2 separate regions of the Homo sapiens genome follow, and region 2 is linked to region 1. The links are chromatin contacts, found by Hi-C in ENCODE. All regions are on one chromosome and are shown on one strand. Each heading gives the region's core, a stretch centred on a gene start or an enhancer-like site at or near the end of the contact. The rest is flanking DNA. Distances are from core to core; before and after follow the strand shown.

Region 1 (2,700 bases), core at 142-2,641:
AAACTTTTTTCTTACGAGATTACCAAAAAAAAGATTTTTTTTTACAAAATGACATTACTTTTGTTAAAGAGTAATCACTATTACCATTATATGATAGCTTATTAGAGCAATATCTTAAAAGAGCATATACTATATTTAGTATATAATTAATATACAATATGAGTACATGCATTTTTTAGAAGAGTTTCATGCAAATGTCTTGGTTTTGGTGTTGAAACAAAGGTTTTAGTGATATGACAAATTCACTTAAGTAGTACTGGAAAAAATGTCATTAAAGGATAACATTTCCCTTTTTATACACATGGCAATGCATATAAAACCAAATCTCAAACATAAAATGCAAGTATTGCACATTGTTAAACACACTCAACTTGAAGATTCTGATCTGAAAAAAATAGTTCTGGGCCAGGCACGGTGCCTCGTACCTGTAATCCCAACACTTTGGGAAGTTGAGGTGGGAGGATCACTTGAGCCCAGGAGTTCAAGACCAGCCTGGGCAACATAGCAAGACCTCATCTACAAAAATTTAAAAATTAGCTAGGCTTGATGGCAGGTGCCTTCCCAGCTATTCTGGCGGTTGAGGTGGGAGGATTGCTTGAGCCCAGGAGGCTGAGGCTGCAGTGAGCCCTAACTGCACTACTGCCATCCAGCCTGGGTGACAGAGCAAGACCCTATCGCAAAAACATAAAAAATTAAATAGTTCTGTAGTAAATAATTTTTTCTATCTCTTACTGCTTTGTGACAAAACTTCTCGATGGCTGCTTAACTAGGATAAAATACCTTAAATGGTTACTAGTTTAAATATCTTCCAGTTAAACGTGTTATATTAATTATGCAATTCAAAGAGTATGATATGCTAATTAAGACACATTAGAAAAAGGCTGTATCGTAAGCAATCTTAAACTAGTGCCTAGAGGATGGATTAAAAATAATACGGTTTTACATTTCTTACATACCTATAGTATTAATCATAACATACTCTAGAGAAAACAAAACTAATTATACACAAATACACACACACACACACACACACACACACACACACTCCTGTAATTTTTTTTTTTGCAAGTCACTTAGATGGTGTTATAATTCAGTCACTGAAATAAGGGCCCGTGGTGTGGGAGAAAAGGAGCCGGGAAGCAGAGATACAGACAAATGGTTAATTTCACAGGTTTTGTATGTCACAGGTTTAGAGCACCTGGTCTCACTTCTGGGTTGACTCTTCAAATAAGAGAACCTGTAAAACTTATACTTCTTGTGGTTTTTCTATGTGAAGAACTGTCTCCAAAGGTTAGGCATTTCAGGGTAGTCTTCTATTTAGCTGAAGCAAATGACCCAGTTTCACTAGCATACTCGCAGGCCCAGCCTGAGTCATATCACGGGAGGCCAGTCATACAGCCAGCCCCAGCTGCATGCAGCCAACAATGAGCTGCATGGCTCTGCTCAAGACATTTGAGTGCCACATTGCACACGACAGCAAAGTTGGAGGAAATTTCACTTCTTCAGTTTTCTCAGACTTAGAACCAACCAAAAACCATTTTCTCTAAATACAGTTAGTCCTCCTAGAATCATTAGAGAAGCACACCTACTCTAAACTGTTAGAGCCCTGAAACCACAATTTGAGAAATTTCTAACAAGAAGAGGAGAAACAAAGAAATGGGACGAAAACAGATAATACTCATCTGTGGAATATGGAATATTGAGAAATACATGTATAATGACAAGGAGCACCACAAAATTAAATTTCCTTTTCAGTTTATCTTGTACTACTCATATATTTATAACCCCAGTTGATACTCTTTACATACAGATCAGAAACCCTGCACACACCTGCAGTCACTCACCCTACTCACACACAGCGCCAGCTAGCCATTCTTTCCTTCGACTCCATTTTATTTTACAGTCTGAGGCAAAAGAGATACAAGGGTTCTTCTGCTTCTTCCATCACTGTTACTTTAATAATTTCCTATCCTCAACAATCACAAATTTATATAGTTGTTCCTGTATCAGGAGTTTTAGAATTATGACAGTATTATTCCTCTTTGCATTTTTTTCTTCTTAATGAAATGCAAGTAACTATTAGCAGAGGCACAGATAAATGGTTAATTTCACGGGTTTTGTATTTCGCATGTATTTGTATTTAGCATGGTACTAACTTAATGAAATGCAACTAACTATTAGGTTGAGGGCAGAGGCTTTGCAATTGCCACAGGGAAAAATTAAAACTTCTTCTTCTCACCTGAAGACCAGAATAAGTCTAGAAATGTTAGAAATATCCATAAAACCCCTTTAGGTAACTATCTGCAGCTTTAGATCCATAGCATAACCACAGTGTTAACAGAATTAAGACCAATGAATTCAATTTAGGTAAGACCCCCTATTACCATCTTTACAACAGTTTATAAAGCAGAGAAATCCCATGATAAATTATTTTTACATTGTTTAGTCTCCAGATAATCTGTCAGTTCCAAGATGGAACATCAAATATTCTTTCCACATACCGTATATAGAATGAATACATAGGATGACTTGGCAAAATGGATTGAAAATCACCTGTTTAAAAGACTAGCAAGTAGTTCTTCAATCTTATTTTTAGCTTCAACTTCAGATGAACATTTTTTAAATGAATCTTCTTCACTAAAGGACTATCAAAGAAGCATAAATAAGGATTAGCACAAACTCAAATAACTATATCTAATT
Region 2 (2,700 bases), core at 29-2,528, 980 kb before region 1:
AAAACTATCTTGTTCCTCACATTCAAAAAGAGTGAACAAAGTCATAAGATGAGCCATCAGTGACTAGTGAGCTACAAAGCAGAATAGCTCTTAATGGTAGTTATTGACCACTTCCCAAAATTCCAGTCATTGTGCTAGGCTCTTATCCATGATGTGCCACTGTCTTCCGAGGACTGGTTAATGTGAAATTCTCAGGTGACTGCTAATAACTACATGAGGTTAATCTCCTGGAGAATGTGACACTGTGGAGTCCCTCAGAGGGGAAGAAGTATTTGTTCACTTATGAGAGAGGAGATGCGTGGGCATCAGTTGGCCAGAAATTATTTGCTGCTTTTTTAAATTAATTAATTAATTAATTTTTACCAAGGACATTTACTAATGAGTTAAGGTCCAAGAAGAATGCTGTTCCCATGAACTGAGCCATCATCCTCTCATTTCTTGTGATGTTCACTGTAGTCTTTTCCATAGGTGGTTCCCCAGTCAGTATTCCCACTTTGAGGAATGAACTGGGCTGGATGTCCAGCTGCCCCTGGAGGGAAGAGGTGGAGTTGGTGGGGAGATAGCTACCTGCTTCTGAACCAGCTTTGACACCTTGTTGTTCAGATGAGCAGCACAGCTTAGTGCCCCAGGGTCTTATTAAAACCTCAGACTTCTCAGGTAGTCACTTTCTGCGGTTATAGCTCAAACTAACTCCTTGCTTGGCCTGAATGTCACTGTCAGAGCGTCGGTGGGGAGAATACTCAGTGTATGTCTTTGAGAGAAGATGGCGCAACAGAATAATGCTGCTGTTGAGTCCTCTTAGCTCTTTGCACTTGTTTTCTTTAGAGAGTGTGTAGAATTTGGGGAAGTGGCGTGAATCACTTATGTAGGAAAGTTTTTGATGTTGGAGGAGAGATGTGTTTTGAAATGTTGGAAATATAATTTCTGCCTCAATAATGCCCTCCCTGCGTATTCAATAATATATCTCACACTTGAGATGAGCTATCTCGCAGCCTCTCCACTCCGCTATCCTGTCTAAGAAGCAAATTGAGGAGAGAGTTTCCATTTTTTTTAACTTTTCCTAACCAAGCTTCTACAAATATGTTGCATCAGTTTGACCTTGGAGAGCTACAGACAGAGGTCACATGGGGAAGTTTGTTAGCTATCAATGCAGTTTTGGCAGATTTGAAAAACAAGAAGAAAGAAAGCAGTGCAGAACTGAAAGAGTGAGAAAAGCATATTTCACTTCAGTGTGGTTTGACAAATGGAAAGCCCCTTTCTGCAGTCATGAGGTCTGGTTATAAAGAAGGATGACCGGTCATTCATCCTTTTACAAGACAGATTTCCTGTCTACTTGTGGTTTGAGTAATTTTCTTTTTTAGGAAGGTATGAAGGTGGAGCAGAACCTTGAGTTGAGGAAAACATACTTAGGCTCTGTTTGAAAAAAAACTTTTTCTGATTGATTTGCAAAACAGTCCTCTTGAGAGAGAGGCACTATGACTTGGAAGGGACATATCAGGAAATAGGGTGGTTATCTCCATGAGCTGTAGACAGCTTAGCCACAGCTCTCAGTGGGAATGAGTTTTGCTTGGTTTTAGCTGGTCATCTTCATTAGTTTGTGGATGAACAGGAGAATCTACTTGTTGGTCTAGCCAGAGTGGAGCAATAGGTGACTTCTATATGCTGAGAATAGACTTAACTTGTTAAAAACCATAGGGCCTTATTTAAGGGTCTTGACAATAATAAAGGAGCTATAATTTAAAAACAAAAGTATGAGATTTTTAGAACCCAGAAAAGGGCTTTTTAGAAATTTATTTCATACATTATTTTACAATAATGGATGCACTTGTCAAAATCCACTAGCGGAATGAGAAAAAGATGCATAATCTTTAAGGAAATAGGTAGACATGGTAATTCAGCATTTTGGAGGAGCAAACCTTTATTATTATGCATAGATACAGATATTACTTTAAGGTTACTTTAAGGGAGAACATTCTAGAATGTTTTTCTTTAAAATAATATGTTCACCAATTGCGTACGTGAAAATGCAGAGGAAAATTTAAGCATAATAAGCCTTAGTATTGCGTGATGTCTGAGTGGCCCATGTTTTTTCACACTTAAGTTCTCTTAGGCTTTGGTTTGATTTTTTGAGTGTGGTAGAAGTCAGTGATGGCAGCGTGTCTGTATAACAAGAAGAGAAGCTTTCTCTTCTGATGTTAGTGATACTACCCTAACAAACAGTATGGATTAATAGGATACATCTGCAGACTTTTGAAAATATTTGGCATATACTCACTCATTCTGAAACGCAGGAAGTAAAGAAATATTACGTTGCCTGTATCTCAAAGAACAAACAGAGCTAATTAAATAATTGGCAAATAGGGAACACATAGCCTGACACATGTTTGAGATTACACACGATTCTGTAGAAAATGACTGTAAGCAATACTAATGCCTTAAGAATGGGGTTCGAGCACTAACACATGGACATCACATTTTTCACGTTTTCCTGGTAAAAAGTTGCAAGACAGTGCAGTCTTTTCATACATGGTGTTGATGTCTTAGGAAGCTGCTTTTTCAGTTCAGAAGAGGGCTGCTGCCCTTCGTCTCAGTGTCATGTTATAATATGTCTTTCTGGTGGTCAGCAGTTGTCCTGAACTGACACTAGAACAACGCAGTGCATGTGGGGTGAGATACAAGCTCTAGAACTCTCGGAAGGGA

Evidence for each region. Hi-C counts contacts between places; a loop is a spot of excess contacts on that map. Pooled maps may share reads with other maps.
Region 2: a map with no recorded cell type shows a loop between it and region 1 (12-fold over the local background). The contact joins two enhancer-like sites. A Hi-C loop is called at or near these places in 3 of 37 single-sample maps with no recorded cell type and 2 of 50 pooled maps.

The regions. Positions count from the first base shown.
Region 1 is chr18:54,283,867-54,286,566 of GRCh38, reverse strand. It overlaps POLI (DNA polymerase iota), which reads right to left. Exons shown (of 10, transcript NM_007195.3): 7 at 2,554-2,645. Among named protein-coding and RNA genes, the nearest start is that of POLI, 16 kb to the right of the region's middle. RefSeq lists an enhancer at 1,168-1,357. Within about 2 kb of position 1,391, at least 4 of the 41 ENCODE cell types and tissues checked have a DNase peak (open chromatin) inside an H3K27ac peak, as active enhancers do.
Region 2 is chr18:55,266,874-55,269,573 of GRCh38, reverse strand. The region is part of intron 11 of TCF4 (transcription factor 4); the gene reads left to right. Among named protein-coding and RNA genes, the nearest start is that of LINC01929, 140 kb to the right of the region's middle. RefSeq lists enhancers at 1-372, 984-1,033, 1,084-1,313 and a silencer at 574-623. Within about 2 kb of position 1,278, at least 4 of the 41 ENCODE cell types and tissues checked have a DNase peak (open chromatin) inside an H3K27ac peak, as active enhancers do.